2 separate regions of the Homo sapiens genome follow, and region 2 is linked to region 1. Evidence: chromatin loops called from intact Hi-C (ENCODE). Cell type or tissue: OCI-LY7. All regions are shown on one strand. Each heading gives the region's core, and the rest is flanking DNA. Links, peaks and the distances in the headings are about the cores only. Region 1 holds the start of LOC107984325 (a long non-coding RNA gene). Region 2 overlaps IFTAP (intraflagellar transport associated protein).

What was found. Hi-C counts contacts between places; a loop is a spot of excess contacts. Peaks named below come from ENCODE experiments on the same cell type or tissue, not always from the same donor. Only the 100,000 strongest peaks of a DNase experiment are listed, where the experiment ranks them.
Region 2: a loop joins it to region 1, with 2.1 times the contacts of the local background. A loop is called at or near these places in 3 of 110 quality-filtered maps.

Annotation. Positions count from the first base shown.
Region 1 is chr11:36,666,819-36,678,432 of GRCh38, forward strand. It overlaps LOC107984325 (a long non-coding RNA gene), which reads left to right and starts at 4,071. Exons shown (of 3, transcript XR_001748186.1): 1 at 4,071-4,704; 2 at 5,180-5,267; 3 at 6,369-6,644. In OCI-LY7, for the core only: CTCF peaks have their summits at 6,198 (motif pointing left) and 6,399; a DNase peak (open chromatin) is centred at 6,193.
Region 2 is chr11:36,618,267-36,629,880 of GRCh38, forward strand. All of the region lies in intron 2 of IFTAP (intraflagellar transport associated protein), which reads left to right. Among named protein-coding and RNA genes, the nearest start is that of RAG2, 26 kb to the left of the region's middle. In OCI-LY7, for the core only: a CTCF peak has its summit at 4,712 (motif pointing left); no DNase peak of the experiment used is centred there.

The DNA of each region.
Region 1 (11,614 bases), core at 4,083-9,082:
CTAAAAGAACGCTTTTATTCTTGCTTCCCTTTCTAGATGGGTACTGTCTTCAGCCTGCACTCCCCTGAAGTGCATTCTGAGGTGCTGGGGGCATCTTTCACCCTGAGACTTTAAAGAAAAAGCAGCTCATTTTCTTTTGCATAAGGGCATGGCCTTTTTACTAGACCTTTGCAAGCATTGCAAAATCAACCCAGCTCTTTTAGCAATCATATCAGGCAGGCCCAACGAGAATAATTCCCCGAAATTAGAGAAGCAAGTTCCAGGGGAACCATCTGAGGATCCCTCTTATTTGGGACCCCTTCAAGTTCCCTTCTCATTATAGGATCTTAGACAAATAAAAGGAAACTTAGGCCAGTTTTCTGACGACCCTGTTAAATATATAGAAACCTTCCACAATTTAACTCAGGTCTATGGTGTTTTTCCTTCTTTCACAGTTTAAAATGGATCTTTTATAATGTTCTTCCAACCTGGGAAATGTTAATTTTCCAAACCTTAAAATGCTTGGCTTAGAGTTGAGCTGGGGGGAAGGGAATCCAGAAGCCTGACATTCTGGAAAAAGAGTAAAAATTTACCAGTCGAGGCTGAGCGCAGTGGCTCACGCCTGTAATCCCAGCACTTTGGGAGGCCGAGTCAGGTGGATCACGAGGTCAGGAGTTTGAGACCAGCCTGACTAACATGGTGAAACCCCGTCTGTACTAAAAATACAAAAATTAGCTGGGTGTGGTGGCAGGCACCTGTAATCCCAGCTACTCAGGAGGCTGAGGCAGGAGTATCGCTTTAACCTGGGAGGCAGACGTTGCAGTGAGCCGAGATTGCACCATTGCACTCCAGCCTCGGCAATGGAGCGAGACTCTGTCTCCAAAAAAAAAAAAAAAAAATTTACCAGTCGAGCTTTTGGCTTCCCTCTCCCTGTGCAAACTGGTAAAAAAGATCATAAAAATAATGACAAAGGATTTGTGAGGTTGATCTTAAGCTGTAGCCAATCTGGTGTGCTTTGTGTGTCTTTCTGTATGGTTCTGTCAAAAGAAAGACCATCTTAGGTTAGGATGCAGGCCCAGGACCCCATAAGGCTGCTGTTCATTGCCAGCTCAACAAAATAGTAACAAACTTGGCTACAAGCCTCCATCTTGTTTCAAGTCCTTCGGAACATGACCTGTAACCACGTAGGAATTCTTTGTTTTAGCCTCTGCCATTTTAAATGGTGGCTGTCTTCTTGTGCTAAGTCAGTTCCTGGGTGAAGGCCACAAAATCCGATAAGCCACTTTATTGATTTGGGTGGTGCCAGCTCAAGGGTAGGGCTTACAAAATATCTTAAGCACTGATCTTGAGAGCAGCTGATGGAGGATCGGAGTTTTGTAGCCTCCAGCTGCTTGGCTCCTGGGCCATGGTTTTTAATCTTGTGGCTAGTTTCTTGGTCTGGTCCCCAGGCAAGAAGGAAGTATATATGATGAAGTGGCTGTTATCATCTTTGTTTTAGACTATAAACTGTAAATCAGGCTCCTCCCAAAATTGGTTCGGCCCACTCCCAGGGATGCGCAAGGACGACTTAGGGGCTGGAAACAAAATGGAGTTGGTTGGGTTGAATCTCTTTCAGTGTCTCAGTGACAATTTTGCAATGATGGTTTCAAAAATTGCCTGTCACCCACTTTGAAGATATCTTGTACACCTGTGGTTAATCATAACCTAATTAAGGTTTGTTGGTTTCACCTGTGAGGTTACTTTTTGTAAAGTTCAAAAGCTGAAAAATCTTAACTGCTTGGCGTGGCTAAAGTAGAGTAACAAGGGATTTAAAAGGATTTTCTTAAACAGCACTCAGCTTAATCAAAAGTGGATATTCAAGTTATAGGTATATTTAAAAGGCCTTTATGGTTTTCGCTTCTTGGATCTTGTTTTTCTGGAAAAAGGTTTTTTTCTTCTCAGTCTACTGAATTATTTTTCTCCGTTTTTTGTCTTGCCACACTTAATGCATACATGAGAGGCCCTAAGATAACTTCTGGTAGCATGGGACTCCGTGGGAAAACAGAGGAGGTGCCACAGACATTGTTTTGGGAAAAAAACCTCTGTTTTCCTCATGAAACCCCAGGAATTAAAAGCAGATACTTCCCTCTCAAAATCAAAGGCTCTGTTCTGTTTTGCCTTGTGTTATCTGGCCATTTTGAGTTTTGGGGGTATCAAATTACTTCACATTAGGAGAGAGCTTTGGTGTGTAATAATTAAGTAAGAAATACACTCTTTAAAAGATGGCTCTCCCTCCTTTTGGGGATCCAAAAATCCAGCATAAAAAGGCATCCTTAATTTTCCAGATCTGTCTTTACCTGTGGCTGTGCTTGCTTATTAGTCCCTAAAGATGCATGCCATCCCGGCCCTGTTCCTCCAAGGGCTCCACCCTGAAGCCAGTAATCCAGTTATGAAAGCGTCAAATAAAAATCTTACAAGTGCTGAATCTTCTGTCTGTGTCGCTGTGTATGTGTTTTGTGTGATGTCTATAAAAAGAGCTCCAATTAATTGGCTTAAAGAAAAAATAAGCACTGAAATATTTTTTAGTTCGTGTGACTTTAATATTTAAGCTGGTACATAACTAAAATCACTTACTGGCTGGGTGCGGTGGCTCATGCCTGTAATTCCAGCACTTGGGAGGCCTAGGTAGGTGGATTGCTTGAGGTCAGGAGTTCGAGACCAGCCTGGCCAACATGGTGAAACCCTGTCTCTACTAAAATACAAAAATTAGCTGGGCATGGTGGCGGGTGCTTGTGATCCCAGCTACTAGGGAGGCTGAAGCAGGAGAATTGCTTGAACCCAGGAGGTGGAGGTTGCAGTGAGTTGAGATCGTGCCACTGCGCTCCAGCCTGGGCGACAGCAAGACTCTGTCTCAAGAAACACAACAACAATTAAAAACACTTACTAACCAGGCTTTTCACCAAAAATAAAAGTTGCTAAGAGTTAAGAGTGCAACATGTATTTGAGATCATTAAACAGTTTTACATTCAAGGCATATAAAAACAGTGAAATGTGTTTTTTAGTAAAAGATTATAAGAAAGCATGGAAATCCAAATTTTGCCCAGGAATAAGGGATTATCTTACATTTAATAAGATAAAGCTAAATGTTTAAGTAAGTTGTGGAAAGATTGTAAAAATTAATCTTGCAAAAATGTGTAAACCTAACTAAATTCAAAAGCATATTACATGGTCTTTTCATAAATTGAGCATTGAAATAAAAGCACAACAAGGGTGTCTTAAGACACTAATCTGCCCGTTAGTAAAAGAGGTTATAAAGGGCTTGTAAAGATTTCACCTCATGGTCAAATTGGTTAAGATTAGATGGAATCATCTATAAGCTTCCATTTAAAGAAATTGGGATTGATATCAGTAAATTAATGCAAGGGTAAAATTTTGCTTAAACAGGATTTTCATGTAATAATAAAGGATAATAAAAATTTTTGCTTTTTGAGTCATCGTTTTGGCAAAATAAATAATTTATGGCAATTTGGAATTCTATTTCATAACATCAAGTGTTTTAAACCTCTAACATTTAACAGGCACCCAAAAATCAAACTTTAAGTTTCAAAATTGTCTTTCCTGATGCCTGGCTTTCTGGATGGTTCAGAGGGCCCCTGAAACATTCAGAAAAGAGGTGAACAGGATTATTTGACATGTTTTGTCACATGAAATTGCCAAAACGATGTCCAATCTTCTTTAAGTTATATTTTGATGAATAATACTAACATATGTTCCAAAATTGTATGGGATTTCTAAAATTTTAATGTCTAAATATATGCTATCAATAGTAATTAGGGGTAAAGTTATAAGCCATGGAGATAACTAAATTTCTTTGTCAGTCTTTTTTTTTTTTTTTTTTTTGAGATGGAGTCTCACACTGTTGCCTAGGCTGGAGTGCAGTATCGTGATCTTGGCTCACTGCAAGCTCCACTTCCCGTGTTCATGCCATTCTCCTGTCTCAGCCTCCTGAGTAGCTGAGACTACCGGCACCCACCACCATGCCTGGCTAATTTTTTGTATTTTTAGTAGAGACGGGGTTTCACCATGTTAGCCAGGATGGTCTCGATCTCCTGACCTCGTGATCAGCCTGCCTTGGCCTCCCAAAGTGCTGGGATTACAGGCATAAGCCACCATGCCCAGCCTGTCAGTCATGTTTTTAACTGTAACTATCCTGGAAATTTTGTCATTCAAAGACCATTTTGTCTTGCTTTGTTCCTTCTTAAAAGATAGGTTATAATCAAGCTATAAAACTTGAACAGGTGTTCTCAAATGTGAGTTTTTAATAGCCTTGAAGATTGTAACATTGGAATAGAGAAAGAATGTGTGGGACTCATGAAGAACTGAAATGTTCACGAATGTCAAGCAATACAAGAGTTAACTAAATGGACTGCACTCAGAAAGTTAAAGCAACCTTTTTGACTTTTACTTGGAATGTTGCTGATCCTTGTTTTGTTTTTCAGAGTTAAGAAAACTTATTTTAAACTATTTATGGCCTTTAATAATTGAGTAAGGTATACTCCTGCAAACAAAATTTGGAGCACGTTTGTTTCTGTCTGCCTGGTTCCTCTAGAAGTTGGAAACTGCCTGTGAGTACTCTTAACTTATGGAAATATAGTTGTTTGCATCAGTGCAATAAGATCCATTTTTCTTTTTCAACAGGACACAACTGGAAAAGCTAGTTATTTTACCAAGGCTTTGACCGAAAGGGTATGCTTCCCTTTAAGAGTCTATCTTTACTTCCAGTGCCGATAAAAGCCTCTTGGGGAGAACTGGCCTCATCCCTTGTCTACACAGTCCCCGCACAGGGTTCCTAATCTGTGGTCAGTAAAGAATGTCACTTTCTAACAGGTCCAGGAGCTCCAAGTTTATCTTGGGACTCACAGGATAAAAACTCATGGCTGGGCTTTAAGAGGTCTTATCTGAGATTCCTTTTGAAACAGAGTGCCATCAAAGCCAATCCAAAAGGCTTACATAGAAATAATTATTCTTACTGTACTTTATGCAAATAATCAGGCCAAATATAAAACTAAAGTTTATTCTACAAACAACACAATACTATCATAATTTGCTTTTACCAAAAATGGGGACTAGAGAGAGAAACTATGCTCTAAAGCTTATCATTATGCTCCAAAGCTTATCATACATTTGTCATTAAATCATAGTCTCATTAATTGTTTTTCAGCTTTTTGCCTACATTTTAGACTAACCCTGCTTATTCCTGTGAATCAAGTGGTGATCTCCTGCAGCTTGGAAGAAACAAAAAGGCATAGGTAATGTGAAAATCTAGATCAATATGCTAGTTCTGGGCAATTATCCTGTAAATTCTGCCAGGTAATGAGAGTGAATAGGGTGCCCATAACTCAGAGGTTTCTTTGTTTAGGGAAATAGAACCAAGGAACTTTATAGATCCCCAAAGGGAAATTCTATATCTTAGCAAGTAAAATTTTAGATGGAAATTATCTACTTACACCACACTTGCAGGAATTGCTCTACTCACTCTACTATTTGTAGTAGAGCTATACACAGTAGCACTGTTTTTTGTTTTGTTTTGTTTTGTTTTTTTGAGGCTCAGTTTCGCTCTTGTTGCCCAGGCTGGAGTGCAATGGCGGGATCTCGGCTCACTGCAACCTCCATCTCCCGGGTTGAAGCGATTCTCTCCTGCCACAGCCTCCCTGGTAGCTGGGATTATAGGCATGCGCCATCACACCCGGCTACTTTTTTATTTTTAGTAGAGACGGGGTTTTCCCATGTTGGTCAGGCTGGTCTCGAACTCCCAACCTCAGGTGATCCGCCCACCTCGGCCTCCTAAAGTGCTGGGATTACAGGCATGAGCCACCACGCCTGGCCGGTAGCACCTTTTAATTGAAATATTGGACGGAGAGTTTCCATTGCTGCAATATTTTTTGCTTAATTATTATCCTTATAGTAGGGATAATAGCTGCCAACAAAAGGGAAGCATGAAAGTTTTACTATCACTGAGTTTGCTAGAACTTCTTATTGGGTTTGGTAATATGTCACATCCTGGTTATGCAAAGGTTATAAAGGAAAGAGATTTTCTGTGGAAGTCATGAAAGGATTGATAATTGCAGGAAAAATGTAGCCAAGGTTAACACTAAAGTTATTCTAGCCACCCAATCCAATGCCACTTTTCCTAAAAGGAATGTTACTTTTATATGAATGTTTCTGATTATGTACAGCGACATCTAGTGGAGGCAAACTGGTATTACAATCCATTGGTGTAACTAACAGGTATCAAACTCTACTGTCATAGTTATGGTCTATAGGCCCTCCATTAACAGTGGTAATCTCGATACTCATATTCTAATCCTATATTTTAAACCTCCTTGTAAAATTTATCTCTTTTCACCTAGAAGCAATCAAACCCCAAATGGTGCTGCAGACAGAGCCACACATGGACACACCATTCTTCTGAGAACACTTAGATTGACCTCAAGAGGAGGCCCAACCACTGTCCTCCAACAAGATGCCCCTTTTTAGCAGGAAGTAGCCAGAAAGAATCGTCATCCAATACCCCCTAACGGCAGTTAAGTTTATGTCTGTAGAGGGGGGAAATAATACAGGAGTTATTAAGAAATTATTTTTAGAGGTTCCGAGATGGCTGAATAGGAACAGCTACAGTCTACAGCTCCCAGCGTGAGCGACACAGAAAATGGGTGATTTCTGCATTTCCAACTGAGGTATTGGGTTCATCTCACTGGGGCTTGTCGGACAGTGGGTGCAGCCCACAGAGTGTGAGCTGAAGCAGGGTGGGACATTGCCTCACCCGGGAAGTGCAAAGGGTTGGGGAATTCCCTTTCCTAGCCAAGGGAAGCCATGACAGACAGTACCTGGAAAATTGGGACACTTCCACCTTAATACTGGGCTTTTCCAATGGTCTTAGCAGATGGCACACCAGGAGATTATATCCCATGCGTGGCTTGGAGGGTCCCACGTCCATGGAGCCTCCCCCACTGCAAGCACAGCTAACAGAGATCGAACTGCAAGGTGGAAGTGAGGTGGGGGGAGGGGCATCCACCATTGCTGAGGCTTGAGTAAGTAAACAAAGCCTCTGGGAAGCTTGAACTGGGTGGAGCCCACTGCAGCTCAAGGAGGCCTGGTGTGCCTCTGTAGACTCCACCTCTGCGGGCAGGGCATAGCTGAACAAAAGGCAGCAGAAACTTCTGCAGACTTAAACGTCCCTGTCTGACAGCTTTGAAGAGAGTAGTGGTTCTCCCAGCATGGAGTTTGATATCTGAGAACGGACAGACCGCCTCCTCAAGTTGGTCCCTGACCCTTGAGTAGCCTAACTGGGAAACACCTCCCAGTAGGGGGCCGACTGACATCTCATACAGCCGGGTGCCCCTCTGAGATGAAGCTTCCAGAGGAACGATCAGGCAGCAACATTTGCCGTTCTGCAATATTTACTGTTCTGCCACCTCCACTGGTGATACCCAGGCAAAACTGGACTTCCAGCAAATTCCAACAGACCTGCAGCTGAGGGTTCTGACTGTTAGAAGGAAAACTAATAAACAGAAAGGACATCCACACCAAAACCCCATCTGTACATCACCATCATCAAAGACCAAAGGTAGATAAAAACACAAAGATGGGGAGAAACCAGAGCAGAAAAGCGGAAAATTCTAAAAATCAGAGAGTCTCTCTCTCCTCCTCCAAAGGAATGCAGCTCCTCGCCAGCAACAGAACAAAGTTGGATAGAGAATGACTTTGACGAGTTAAGAGAAGAAGGCTTCAGATAATCGGTAATAACAAACTTCTCCAAGCTAAAGAAGGGTGTTCAAACCCATCGTAAAGAAGCTAAAAACCTTGAAAAAAGATTAGACGAATGGCTAACTAGAATAAACAGCATAGAGAAGGCCTTAAATGACCTGATGGAGCTAAAAACCATGGCACGAGAACTACATGACACATGCACAAGCTTCAGTAGCTGATTCAATCAAGTGGAAGAAAAGGTATCAGTGACTGAAGATCAAATGAATGAAATGAAGTGAGAAGAGAAGTTTAGAGAAAAAAGAGTAAAAAGAAATGAACAAAGTCTCGAAGAAATATGGGACTATGTCAAAAGACCAAATCTACGTCTGATTGGTGTACCTGAAAATGACGGGGAGAATGGAACCAAGCTGGAAAACACTCTTCAGGATATTATCCAGGAGAACTTCCCCAGCCTAGCAAGGCAGGCCAACATTCAAATTCAGGACATACAGAAAACGCCACAGAGATACTCCTCAAGAAGAGCAACTCCAAGACACATAATTGTCAGATTCACCAAAGTTGAAATGAAGGAAAAAATGTTAAGGGCAGCCAGAGAGAAAGGTGGGGTTACCCACAAAGGGAAGCCCATCAGACTAACAGCGGATCTTTCAGCAGAAACTATACAAGCCAGAAGAGAGTGGGGGCCAATACTCAACATTCTTAAAGAAAAGAATTTTCAACCCAGAATTTCATATCCAGCCAAACTAAGCTTCATAAGTCAAGGAGAAATACAATCCTTTACAGACCAGCAAATGCTGACAGATTTTGTCACCAACAGGCCTGCCTTACAAGAGCTCCTGAAGGAAGCACTCAACATGGAAAGGAACAACTGGTACCAGCCACTGCAAAAACATGCCAAATTGTAAAGACCATTGATTCTAGGAAGAAACTGCATCAACTAATGAGCAAAATAACCAGCTAACATCATAATGACAGGATCAAATTCACACATAACAATATTAACCTTACATGTAAATGGGTTAAATGCTCCAATTAAAAGACACAGACTGGCAAATTGGATAAAGAATCAAGACCCATCAGTGTGCTGTATTCAGGAGACCCATCTCACGTGAAGAGACACACATAGGCTTAAACTAAAGGGATGGAGGAAGATCTACCAAGCAAATGGAAAACAAAAAAGAGCAGGGGTTGCAATCCTAGTCTCTGATAAAACAGACTTTAAACCAACAAAGATCAAAAGAGACAAAGAAGGCCATTACATAATGGTAAAGGGATCAATTCAACAAGAAGAGCTAACTATCCTAAATATATATGCACCCATTACAGGAGCACCCAGATTCATAAAGCAAGTCCTTGGAGACCTACAAAGAGACTTAGACTCCCACACAATAATAATGGGAGACTTTAACACCCCCACTGTCAACATTAGACAGATCAACGAGACAGAAAGTTAACAAGGATATCCAGGACTTGAACTCAGCTCTACACCAAGCGGACCCAATGGACAGCTACAGAACTCTCCACCACAAATCAACAGAATATACATTCTTTTCAGCACCACATCGTACTTTTTCCAAAATTGACCACATAGTTGGTAGTAAAGCACTCCTCAGCAAATGTGAAAGAACAGAAATTATAAAAAACTGTCTCTCAGACCACAGTGCAATCAAACTAGAACTCAGGATTAAGAAACTCACTCAAAACCACTCAACTACATGGAAACTGAACAACCTGCTCCTGAATGACTACAGGGTACATAACGAAATGAAGGCAGAAATAAAGATGTTCTTTGAAACCAATGAGAACAAACACACAACATACCAGAATCGCTGGGACACATTTTTTTTTTTTTTTTTTTTTTTTTTTTTTTTGAGACGGAGTCTCGCTCTGTCGCCCAGGCCAGACTGCGGACTGCAGTGGCGCAATCTCGGCTCACTGCAAGCTCCGCTTCCCCGGGTTCACGCCATTCTCCTGCCTCAGCCTCCCGAGTAGCTGGGACTACAGGCGCCCGCCACCGCGCCCGGCTAATTTTTTGTATTTTTAGTAGAGACGGGGTTTCACCTTGTTAGCCAGGATGGTCTCGATCTCCTGACCTCATGATCCACCCGCCTCGGCCTCCCAAAGTGCTGGGATTACAGGCATGAGCCACCGCGCCCGGCCTGGGACACATTTAAAGCAGTGTGTAGAGGGAAATTTATAGCACTAAATGCCCACAAGAGAAAGCAGGAAAGATCTAAAACTGACACCCTAACACCACAATTAAAAGAACTAGAGAAGCAAGAGCAAACACATTCAAAAGCTAGCAGAAGGCAAGAAATAACTAAGATCAGAGCAGAACTGAAGGAGATAGAGACACAAAAAACCCTTCAAAATATCAATGAATCCAGGAGCTGATTTTTTGAAAAAATCAACAAAATTGATAGACTGCTAGCAAGACTAATAAAGAAGAAAAGAGAGAAGAATCAAATAGATGCAATAAAAAAATGATAAAGGGGATATAACCACCAATCCCACAGAAATACAAACTACCATCAGAGAATACTATAAACACCTCTACGCAAATAAACTAGAAAATCTAGAAGAAATGGATAAATTCCTGGACACATATACCCTCCCAAGACTAAACCAGGAAGAAGTTGAATCCTTGAATAGATCAATAACAGGCTCTGAAATTGAGGAAATAATTAATAGCTTACCAACCACAAAAAGTCCAGGACCAGATGGATTCACAGCCGAATTCTACCAGAGGTACAAGGAGGAACAGGTACCATTCCTTCTGAAACTATCCCAATCAATAGAAAAAGAGGGAATCCTCCCTAGCTCATTTTATGAGGCCAACATCATCCTGATACCAAAGCCTGATAGAGTCACAACAAAAAAAGAGAATTTTAGACCAATATCCCTGATGAACATCGACGCAAAAATCCTCAGTAAAATACTGGTAAACCAAATCCAGCAGCACATCAAAACGTTTATCCACCATGATCAGTGGGCTTCATCCCTGGGATGCAAGGCTGGTCCAACATACGCAAATCAATAAACACAATCCATCATATAAACAGAACCAACGAGAAAAACCACATGATTATCTCAATAGATGCATAAAAGGCCTTTGACAAAATTCAGCAGCCCTTCATGCTAAAAACTCTCAATAAATTAGGTATTAATGGGACGTATCTCAAAATAATAAGAGCTATTTATGACAAACCCACAGCCAATATCATACTGAATGGGCAAAAACTGGAAGCATTCCCTTTGAAAACTGGCACAAGACAGGGATGCCCTCTCTCACCACTTCTATTCAACATAGTGTTGGAAGTTCTGGCCAGGGCAATCAGGCAGGAGAAAGAAATAAATGGTATTAAATTATGAAAAGAGGTTTAGTCTTGGGAGGGTGTATGTGTCCAGGAATTTATCCATTTCTTCTAGATTTTCTAGTTTATTTGCATAGAGGTGTTTATAGTATTCTCTTATGGTAGTTTGTATTTCTGTGGGATCGGTGGTTATATCCCCTTTGTCATTTTTTATTGCATCTATTTGATTCTTCTCTCTTTTCTTCTTTATTAGTCTTGCTAATAAATATTTGTTGGCAGACGACATGATTGTATATTTAGAAAACCCCATCATCTCAGCCCAAAATCTCCTTAAGCTGATAAGCAACTTCAGCAAAGTCTCAGGATGCAAAATCAATGTGCAAAAATCACAAGCATTCTTATATACCAATAACAGACAAACAGAGAATCAAATCATGAGTGAGCTCCCATTCACAATTGCTTCAAAGAGAATAAAATACCTAGGAATCCAACTTACAAGGGATGTGAAGGACCTCTTCAAGGAGAACTACAAACCACTGCTCAATGAAATAAAAGAGGACACAAACAAATGG
Region 2 (11,614 bases), core at 2,518-7,517, 50 kb before region 1:
CTTATAAGAAGAGATGGAGTTAGACTATGGTCCTAATCAGATTTCAAAGCCCACACCCTGAACCACTTTGTTCTCTGCCTTCCGTAGGGCATCGGGCAGTTCTTCTCAAGACCTGGGGTCACTGGTGTGTAGATAATATATGCCAACAGGAATGGATGTGCTACCTCAAAATACACTTACCCTGTCTTCTCTAGAGTATCATCAGCTCCATACAGCTGGTGTCTTGTGGGTTTTCACCACTATTACACTAGTGTCTAAAGCAGTGCCTGGTGGGGCAGAATGTGTAGATGCTTAAATATTGGTTGAATAAATGCAGTGAAAAGAAAAGAAGAGAATACAGAATGACAGGCTGGCAGACAGGAGGGCCTTAGGTACAAGCCTGAGGAACACCCACATTTAGTGGATGGCACAGAAGGGAGAGCCTGAGAAGGAGGCTGTGTAATGATGCTCAAGTTTGGATTTTGATATACTATGTAATTGGGAACCATAGTAGAATTTTAAAACAAACAAACAAAACCCATTAATACACATTGCTCGTGATTTTGAAAGGTAGAGCAAAGAAGAAGTAGAGAAACATCTGGAGTCAGGGAGACTAGCTGAGGGCTAAGGAGAAGTACGTTGCTGGAGGTCTGGACTAGGGTAGTTGGGGAGAAAATGGAAAGCAAAAGGGCCTAGGAGACGCTGCCAGTGAAGGAATGACTGACAGCACTTAGTAACAGGGTACTGGCAGAGGATTAAGGAGAAGAAAGAGTCAAGGAAGAGTCACAGGTATTTTGCCTGGGAGATACTGAGGCCCACAGAGGCCAAGTGACTTCTTCAAAGTTACACAGTTCTCATTTCAGGAGTCTTTTAATTTTTTTTTTCTTTATTGAGCGTTCGTTCTGTCAAGAGCTTAGAATCTTGGGTTGGGATTTGGTTTACATTTCTGGACTGATAAATTTTGAGTTGTCATTTCAGCCAAAAGAATATCACTACTCATACTTGACAGCTTCTAAAAAATGTAATTAAAAATGAAACCGGTGACAGCACATAAAACAACACATTTCCGAAGTTGACGTATCATCTTGGTCCCCAAAGCTATTTTGAATTTGAATATTAGCAATGCATCTTTAAATTTCCATGAGGGTGCAAAGAGAGGCTTTTCCCAATCTGAAGAATGAATTTAAAATCTGCTGTAGAAAAATACCAGAGAGAAAAATATAGAAAGCAGCTGTCCCTCTTACCAATTTCAGAGCAGGAAAGGAATTTCAGTAGAGCATAAAAACAGCTTTCTCTCATAAAAGAAAACACAACAAGAAAAATAATCCTTGCTGTGTAGCCTTTTGCAGTTATTTTCTGTCATGTGTTAGATAGAGACCAGAGGGCTTAACATTGTTTTGATACCCTTGCATCTGGCAGATTGCCTGTCAGAGGAAGTTGGAAACGAACTGACCAGCTTTATGCTTCCAGGTGGCACTGAAGCCACATTTTCAGTGCCGTTGTTATCAGTCATTTAATTCCCTACTGAATATTGAGTGGTGTTTTTAGTTCACAGGCCATTTGCAGTGCCTTTCTGTTTCCTTTTTAACGTTAGCCACATTAAGAAAAAAAAGGCAACTCGGGAAGCGCTTTTGCAAATGTGAATTTAACAGTAAAGAGAAGATAATTGAAAATATCATGGCAAATAGCAATAAACTTACTTTAACTGAAGACATAGGCCATGGGGATAATGTTACCTTGAGAGAAATTTGCAGAAGACGTCATATAAGGACTTGCTAATAAAAGTAACTAGGCAATTAAAAAAATTAATTAATCTTGCATCCCAAGGGAGCGAGTAAGGAAGCGGTGTTATTTTAAAGCTTTTTATTGATGTGTTTTTTAGTATTGCCAAAAAGAATAAAAGTGTAAGAAAAAATGTTGATAGTTTTATATTGAACATAAATTCAGTAACTATGTGTATGTAATCTCTTTATCACAACATAACATCAAACATCACATAGAACACTGAAGGAAAAAAATATTGAATGAAGTGAACTAATTTATAGCAGAGTCCTGTGGAGGAAACAGCATCAGCAGCATTAACCTGTTTTTTCTCTTTGGGGGAACATCTGCAAGCTGTAATTAAGCAATTTTCATTTGTTTCCCTATTTCTTTTGTCATCACTAAATCACTACACTTAGGGAACAAATTGACAAATTATGAAACACACAAAAATTGCTGGTTCAATTGCAGAAGGAAATTTCCCCTTTCAAATTATGACAGATTTTGAGCTGATCAAGCCATTTTGTTTTAGATATATTAGCATAAACCTTCAGCTGAAGTTGTTATAATTCATATTCATTTCAACATGAATATTTGGTTCATAGATAATCATTTGTTTTTTGTGACTGCTGGAGTTTACATGTAATTGGATAAGGAAAGAAAATGTATTTAAATGTGCATGACATTTTGAATTATAATCATTAAATTTATTTTTGGCAGTGTTTTTAATGCACAGTATTTTGTTCCAATAATTACCTTTTCTAATATGCGTTCTCAGTGAAGACATGGGAATTAAAAATATGTATTTTTCATACACATAAAAGAATCATTTTCTTTGATTCTTTGAAAAGAATGAAATTGTTTGATTTACTTGAAAAGATACACATCTTTTCAATTTATTTATATTTGATATATTTTATGTATACATATAAATTAGAGAGTTGAACTTTTGTAGACAAATGGGATTTTAAACTTTTACAGAATGAAAGAGAACTACTAATAGTTAAATAAACTTTTAAGGTGGTCATTATCAATCTTTAAATAGCCAATTTAAACAATATTAAGTGGGTGCATATTTGTTTTATATGCATTTCTCTTTAACTTGAGACATTATTTTTATTCGTTGTTGCTAAGTGTATCATTACTTGAAGGGAAAGGGTAAATTGTTCCACTCAAAACTGAGGTGGTCATAAGACAGTGTCCTTTGATTCAATTGAATGGGCATGTTTCAGATCTGAATGGTTTTAGCAAAATGTTCTTTTAGCCGTGAAACAATAATATTTTCTTTGAAATGGTCAGCTAAACCCAAAGGGATACAAACAGGAAACTTTATTTTAACCAAACTCTTATATGAAAATCAAACCACAATCTGTCTAGTATATGATTTTTAGTGTCTTTTTTTTCCTTAATTTGGATTCGTTCCAGAGGAGGTACATTTAAGTGACGCCCATCAGCTTACTCTTCTTGCAGTTCATTGCATCCTTAGCACAGAGAGGAATCATTATATCATTTTCATGTGTTTTCCAGACTTAATTTGCCTTTTGCATTCAATTTTGTTGTATATGAACTACTGTTTAGAAGATTGGGGTTGTAGGGAGTCATCTGAGTGTTGAGTTTAGTCCCTAATTATAGTGTCAATCCAGGTCTTCTTGCTAATGTTGAGGTCATTTCAGTATTGATGATTCCTTCTGTGTTTTAAGCATTGAGCTAGAATCTGGGAATACTCAGATGAACAAAACAGGGTCCCTACCCTAGAAGAATTCATCAGCTGATATGTCATTCCTATTGCAATCTGCTTATAAAGGATGGTGTGATTCCCAAATGCTCTAAATGTGTGAAGGCAGAATAGCAATCTATATGTTTATAGATTGTATAGTTAGAGGTTGATTTGGCAAGGCAATATTAACTATTTGCATAGTATTGATGAACATCATATCCAGAATATTGCCATTGGTTTTGGGGTCTCAGTTTTAGATTGAATAAACAGCCTATGAGTTAATAAAATAACAATAAGAATGATTAGAACAGTGGATTTTCAGACTTTTTCCTTCTTATTTTACTTTAAGCTCTTGTTCTATTTTTTATTTTTTTTTTTGTGAAGGCTCTCCTGGAGTTTCCTGATAAAATGAGAGAATGTGAAAGACATATATAATTTAAGTCTCCTCTTGAACTGCTCTAATCCAACATGCCAATGTTTGAGTCCTATATTCTTACAAATGTGTTCAGCAGATGTTATTCTACTTTAGAAAGTTTGAAAACTTCTTCTAAGAAGTATTTACTTTTTAAAAAAGAGGGAAAAATTACTCCTCCTAACTTTCTCCAGTGTAGGTGAGTTAAAGAGGTTGCCTTAAGTAAATGCAACTTTTTGTGGTAGGCAATAGGACATGATCTTACGGTGAAGGAAAATCTTTTAGGTTGCAGATATTTAGTTTTATAAATAATTTACTATGTTGCTTTTATAGTTCTCATTTTGTTACGGGCAGGGCCAGTGTAATGGGAAGGGACACTTCAATCCTTGGATTCAGAAGACCTGGGTACTAGTCCAGGCATATACTAATTTCTTAAGACCACAGGCCTGTCACTTACTCTCTGAATCTGTAAATCAGGGCTAATTCTGCCTGTTTGGTATGTCTCAAATGGTTGTGGTGAGAATCAGATGAAATACACATGAAAGTATTTGGTAAATTTTAAAGACTTACTCATGTGTAAAGTTTTATGATTGGGGTTCTATTTCTCTGATACGAAAGAGAAAAACATCAAGGTTAAATATGAAAGGAATCTTGAATGTAAATATAAAAAATGTAAAATATTGTCTACAGTGTTAGTTGTTTATACCCCATTTCTTGAAGTAGTTAAAACCAACTATGTATAGTACATATTGTATTGTGTACATGTACGTGGTATATTGTATGGTGTAAGAGTACAATTCAGGGAATGATCCTACACTGGCCTCTGGTGGATGGATGCAATACTATGTCTCCACACAATCATCAGGCAAATGTATTTACATGCTTTGACCAAAGATGAAGTATCAGATTCTTCTTTTTAATTATCATTGTTAGATTTTACTTCATGGAATCTTTACTTGGGAATTTTACCTTATGTACAAATCACCTGGAAGGTACTTATTAAAAAGTAGATTCCTAGGGATCTTGCCCCAAGATTCAGTAGTTCTACTAGTGTGCAGATCAGAAACTTTGACTTTCAGACCAGCTTTGAGAAAATACTCTAAATGAAATCTGGGAGGAGTTTAGGGAGATAAATGAATTTTTCAACACTTTTTGTCCATTTTTGTATATATTATATTTTTTTATGAATAAGGTCTGTAGCTTTCATGAAATTGTGATACTCCCCCCCCCACTCAAAGCATAAGAACAATTATTTTACTTTAAATATGACATTTTTGTTGAATGTCACCATTGTATATTATTTAAAAGGCATTTTGACAGTGAAAAAGGATGATGGGTTATAGGAATAATTTTACTGTGATCTTGCTGATCGCTAATACAGAGGCTAGGATATTATAGCTTACAGAATTTTAGGGTGGGCTTTAGTTTGGCACATGTTCTGTCCCAAGTCTGAAGGATTGTAGTGCATGTGTCATAGGTCAAAGCTACTCCATCACAGGGAAATGTCCTTGCTACTTCTGTCTATTGCTGCCAGAACTGTGTTCTCTGTGAGTGTTTTGCCATTAGCAAGTACACAGACAAGAGACTAGGGAGACCACACAGGCTGTGGAGGCATCTCATTGCCTGTACTTTCAGGAAATGCCCCTCCAATCATTTCGCTGTTTCTGGTAACTTTTCTGTTGTATATTTCGTACACGAAGGTACTTGGTAGTTTTAAAGACTTACGCAAGAGTAGAATTTTATGATTAGGGTAATTATTTGTGATTTAAAAGAGGGACATCAAAGTTAAATATTAAGAGAATCTTGACCTACAATAGAAAAAAATGTAAAATTATATATATGTGTGTATATATATGTGTGTATATATATATTTTTTTCCTCCTTCTTCATTATTTCCAGGAAAACCACTTTAAAAAGGAAGAAGATGCATGTAGGTATTCTCCCTAGATTGAGGATTAGAAACTTCGTTGGAAGAAATGCTTTTTTGCCTCTTCAAATAAAAGTATAGTTTTTAGTTTTTTTGTTCATAGTACAAAAATTAGAAAATACTCAGAGGTACCAGCACCCACACACCCATGCACACACTCACACCCACACACCCACAGTAAAACAATAACATACTCTTTCTATAGCAGTAGAATTTTTATCTACTCTATGGCCAGCCAAAATAAAGATTACATCCTAGTCTTCCTTGAAGCTGGGTATAGTCATTTGACTAAGTTTGTGTCAATGAGATGTGAGGGGCACTGGTATGTGCAACTTCTGGGTCATATCCTTAAGACACGTGCACTATTTCTTTTTATCCTTTTCCTCCTGGCTGGAAATTGGGAATCATTACAACAACTCCTTTAGACCCAGACATGGAGGCCATGTGCTTACGATGACAGAAAACTCCAGCAGCCTGAATCCCTGGGTCATTTCATGGAACAAAGCCTACCCACCTTTCCTAAACTGTTACATGAGAGAGAAATCAAATTCTTGTTTGAGCTGCTCCATTTTTTGTGCTTCCTTGATATGGTAGCTGAAATCAGCCTTAGCTAATTACAGAGAAGTGAGGTGTGTGCTTTCTTTTTCCTTTTCTTCATCCTATTGCTTGGAACAAGGGTGTGGGGGGGTGTCATCCTGGACCATGTGGAGAAGGTTGGTGCTGTAGTCATGGCAGAGCAGAAAGATAGAAGCCTGGGTCAGATGACTTTGTGGAGCAAGGTCATATTATCCTTGGATTATCTATATCTCTTACTGTTGCATGAGCGAGAAATAAACTTCCACTTTGTTTAAGCTGTTGTTACTTTAGGTGTCTTTTTATGTAGGCAAACTTATATGCAGTTAACTAATAAAGTCAGAGTCTATTGTCCTATAGATAAACCATGGTTGTATACATCCTTTCTGAAATTTTTTATGTTTATTAATATGTATATATGTATTCAGTTATTAGTTAAGAACATGGAAGTTGGAGACAACCAAGATTTGAATCTAAACTCTGTTACTTTCTAACTAGGTGGTCTTGGGAAACTTACTTAACATTTCTGAGCTTCAGTTTTATCATGTGTAAAATAGATATAATAACTTCTACTTCATTAAGTTGTTATTAGGATTAAATAAAAAATATATAAAATGCACATAAATATGTTTATTTATATTTATATTACCTGAATTATTTTAAAGGCTCAACCTAATATTTTCATTCATTTATATATTCAGCAAATTTATTATAATTATTTTATGAAAGTGGGCTTATGCTACACATAGTTTCTGTAACTTGCTTTTTTCCCCTCACCACTCTACAGATAAGAAGTAACTTGCTTTTTCATGTAACATTATATTATGAACACCTCATAGCAATAAATATCATTTACCAGTGTTTTGATGACTTCCTGGTATTCACTTGTATGGATATTTGTTTAGCCATTCTCTTTTTGTGGGACATTTGAATTATTTCTAATTTTTGGCTATTACAAATGATGCTACATTGCACGCCCTCATTCATTTGGTAAATGTTTGTTGAATATCTACTATGTGCTAAATGTTACTCACAGAAGTGAACAAAAGACACAAAGATCATTGCCTTCAGAGAAATTGTATTCTAGAAGGGGGAAACTGAAATTTGTATTCTAGAAAGGGGGAAAACAACCAGAGCACAGTATAGGGAATCATGAGTGCTGGCAGGAGGATTTAGGGTTGCAATTTTATATAGTATGATCTGGGAAGGTAAAATTTGAATAAAGTTGGAATGAGGTGAGTCTGCAGATATTTGAGGCCCAGGGAACAGCGAGTGCAAAGGCCAGGTCATAGCAGCACCTGCCCAGCTGAGGACCAGCAAGGAGGCCGGTGTGGCTGGAGTTGCATGAGCAACGGTGAAAGGAGTGTGGAAGCTGAGGTTAGAGGGCATGGAGGTAGGGAAAGATCGGGCATGGATAGCTTTGTAGGTCCTTGCAAGGGTTCTGGCCTTTGTTTATTTGTTGATTGATTTTAGTACTAGCGTCTTTGCACCCTTCTTACTTATGGCCTTTGGATACATTTCCACCCATGGAAATGCTGGTTCAAAAATCTGCAAAAATATATGTCCTCGATTAAATAAAAATGTTCAAGGGAATAGATCAGACATTTTTGGCTTTGCAGTGAAATCCTCACCCACGTACTTAATCATTTCTTTCGGATACATTCTTAAACATGGAAATGTGAGCTGAAAGATATGTAAAGTGTTATGTCTTTGAGTGAGTAAAAATTTTAAGGGACTAGATTATATGTTTCTTATAAGCAGAGGCCATGTCATATAATTTTCTTAACTCTTTTTCCAGCCTGGCAGAGTGTTAAGCACATAGTGGACTCTCAGTGTAGAACTTCCTGGTTGAAGGGCTGAATATAAATCTACATTTCAATCTTAATTGTTACCCATCTTTTAGAGTGGAGAATGAACATTTTACTTTACAGGAACTGTGAGTAAGTTCCTGACAGTGAGATCCCTGCTCTCCTTAGGGATACATTTTTGTGGGAATAGACAAGCAATGAACAATTTAGGAAGGTAATTTCAGATTATTTCATATAAATTTGAAGAAAACAGGCCATGTGATAGAGAGTGACCTGATCCTAGGACTCTGATGGTATGGTGGAGATAAGGTGATTAGAGAATTATAGCCTCAATGAGCATCAGCATTTCTACCATTGGGTGTGGAGGGAAGTTAAACTGCATAGTTACCCTGTGGTTTTATTTCATCATGTGGGGCAGCATGGAATTGGATTAGTAATGACAGTCCTTAGGTCAAACTCAGTATCATAATTAAGGGGGTACAGAATGTGGAAACACTCCAAATGTTTATCAACTGGTGAATGGAAAAATAAAATGTGGTACTATTCATACAACGGACTATTATTTGACAATAAGAAGGGAAGTGCATACTCCAACAGACAAACTTCAATAAGGTTATGCTAAGAGAAAGAAGTCAGGCTCAAAAGACCACATATCATATGATTCCACTGGTATGGAATATCTAGAAGAGATAAATACATAGCAACAAAAAATAGATTAATGGTTGCCTGTGGTTGGGAGTAGGAACAGGGAGTGACTGCAGATGGGCTCCAGGCACCTTTTTGGGGTGATGGAATGACCTAAAAATGGAATCGTGGTGATGGTGGTACAACTTTGTATACTTCCTAAAAATCATTGAATTGTACACTTAAAATGAGTGAGCTTTGTGGTGTGTAAATTACACCTCAGTAAAGCTGTGGGGAAGTGGAGGTATTGTTCATGGATACTTAGATACTTAGATCCTCCCTGGGTTCTTCACCAGATAAGCATGTGTCCTTGTGATCCTGGGTTTGGCTCAAGAACTAGGAGGATCCTGCTTGTCTGTAAATATTACCTATTAAGAAAATAAATCAGTTGTGCATAGACTTGTAAGTTTAACGTAGAAAAGGGCTGTGGTGCAAAAAAGAAACAAACTTGGATGTAACAGATTCTACCTTGTGTTGATATTGTCACCAGCAGCTGTTGCTCTGTTAGGAATTCTGGAGCCGTAGGAGGCTATGCTCAAATATGCTGCATCTGTTCCCAGTGTGGGCCACCTCTTTTGTGGTCTTGACTAAGTTAGTTGGGAAGGTAAGCTCATTTTATGGGATGGGTATGTGTGGCCTCTTGGCACCAAACTGTTTTCTACTTGACAGGTTGTTATCATGCTGTATTTGCACCCACCATCACAGAGATTGTTTAAAAAAAAAGTTATCTAGGGCATGCCAAATTATATGTAAAAGTATAGTACAGATTGCAGTGGAAAGATAACGTGATGATTCTGTGATATCTGGAGAGGAAACATAACCAGTTGGAGATAGTGCCTTCATTTTTGTTTTAAAAACAAAAGAGAACTCACTTGCGAACTCTTTTTTTTTTTTTCTAAATTTCTTCAGGCCACCATAGCTGAAGCTCCCTTTACTTCTCACCTGGGTTACTATGGTAGCTCCACACTTTCTTGTCTCTAGTACCTGAACCACTTTGATCCATTCTATCCATTTGTCTTCTTAGAGCACAGCTCTAATTGTGACTCCCCAGGATGTAGGTCAAGTACAGAGTTTTTGTCGGGCCCTCCAAATATACCCCGTCCATGTGTCCCCAAATCTTCCTGGAATAATCGGCGATTCTTACTCAGGCCTTGTGTGTTCCCACCTTGAGGGCTTTGCTCATGGAATTTTCCCTTTGTAAAATGACCTCTTCACAGTGCTCACCTGTTGAAATTGTAGCTATCTTTCAAAGCCCAGCTCAGATGCCTTAGTCCTATGTGAAGCCTTTTGTGATTCTGCCAAACCAATTATGATTTTACCATTCTTTGTGTTTCTATCTCTCTTATATCATCTGCCATCGGTGCCTTCTCTTTTGGTGGTTTGCATGTATGGCTTAACTTCCTAGTTTGTAAACTCTGTGAGGACAACAAGGACTGAGTCTTAACTGTCTTTGTCACCTTGCATATAGTTGATGACCAGAATATAACTTTTGGATTGAATGAGCTCCGTAACTCAGCCACCACACAGAATTTTTTTTTCTGTCTGAAAATAAGCTTTCAGAAACATTACACTCTGTTCATATTTTTCTCTCTGTAAGTGCCTAACACTGGACATTTCAAAAGTTTCAACTTACTGCTATTGTGTCCCTCATCTGGCATTTTTCACACACATTTTTCCAGACCAGGGTTGTGCATTTGTGCCTTGGCAGGTTGATGGCTATGACTGTGAATAATGAGTCAATTATCATCCAGCCTCAGGGAAAGCACAGTTATTCCTGACTGGCCAGACTGAGGTAATCCTCTCCTCCCTGTGCCCTTTCAAATGAGGAACATAAAACAGTTGGAATTCAGAGCACTGCAAAGGGAATTTAGACAAAGCATTTGTCTGCCGAATTTAGCTTCTTTGGATTTATTCTGATTTATGATTGATTGGTTTTTAAATTGCTTATTTAGTTCGAACGACTATCGCTCCAGGGGAGGCCAGATAACAAGGAGCATGTGATCAAGAAGCAGTGGAGTGAAGTAGTTTGGCTGGACAAATCAAGAGCAAATATTATTGTCCAGAGAAACATTGCTCTAGGCAAGGAGTGTAATGCAAAAATCACACCCTGACTTTCAGAGTACCCAACCTTGTTATAAGCATGATTGCTTATCCCCTATTCTCTTTGCAGAAGGATTTTTGCAATTGCCTAGTGTTGCACAGAATTGTCCCCCTATGAATTTTTCTTTCCTTCTAGCAATATATTCAATATCTCCTCTCAACTGAGAACATGCTCTTGATTTATATTGCTGTTGACCAGAGTGTGGAAGAACAGACACTCCGAGGTTGCTGGCAGATTTGGTTGTGAATTCTAATGTTGGTTGTGCTGATCTGTGAAAATTCTCCTGCAAGTGTGATAATGCTTCTCATTGCATGGGCACTAGTCTGGCTTTTGTACAGATTAATTTGAATTTTTAAAAAAGTTTCTTTCAAAATTGAGTTCTTTAAAAATAATCACTTTTATCTGAAAGATGTATAATCAATATGTGGTTAGTGTTTAATTTATCAAGACATCAAAAGTTTCAACCTTTTCAAGGTGTGTAACCTTTTTCTTTGGTCTGAAATTAGACCCTATAGGTGTGGTGGGGGCCTTGTAAGGGAGATCTGTTGGAAGCTTGTCTGTTTAGTATCAAAAGGAAATTGAAATTCCATTGCTTCAGAATAATGAAACCTCGAAAAACCTTTAGAAAAAAACTTTCGTCTCATCTGTATTG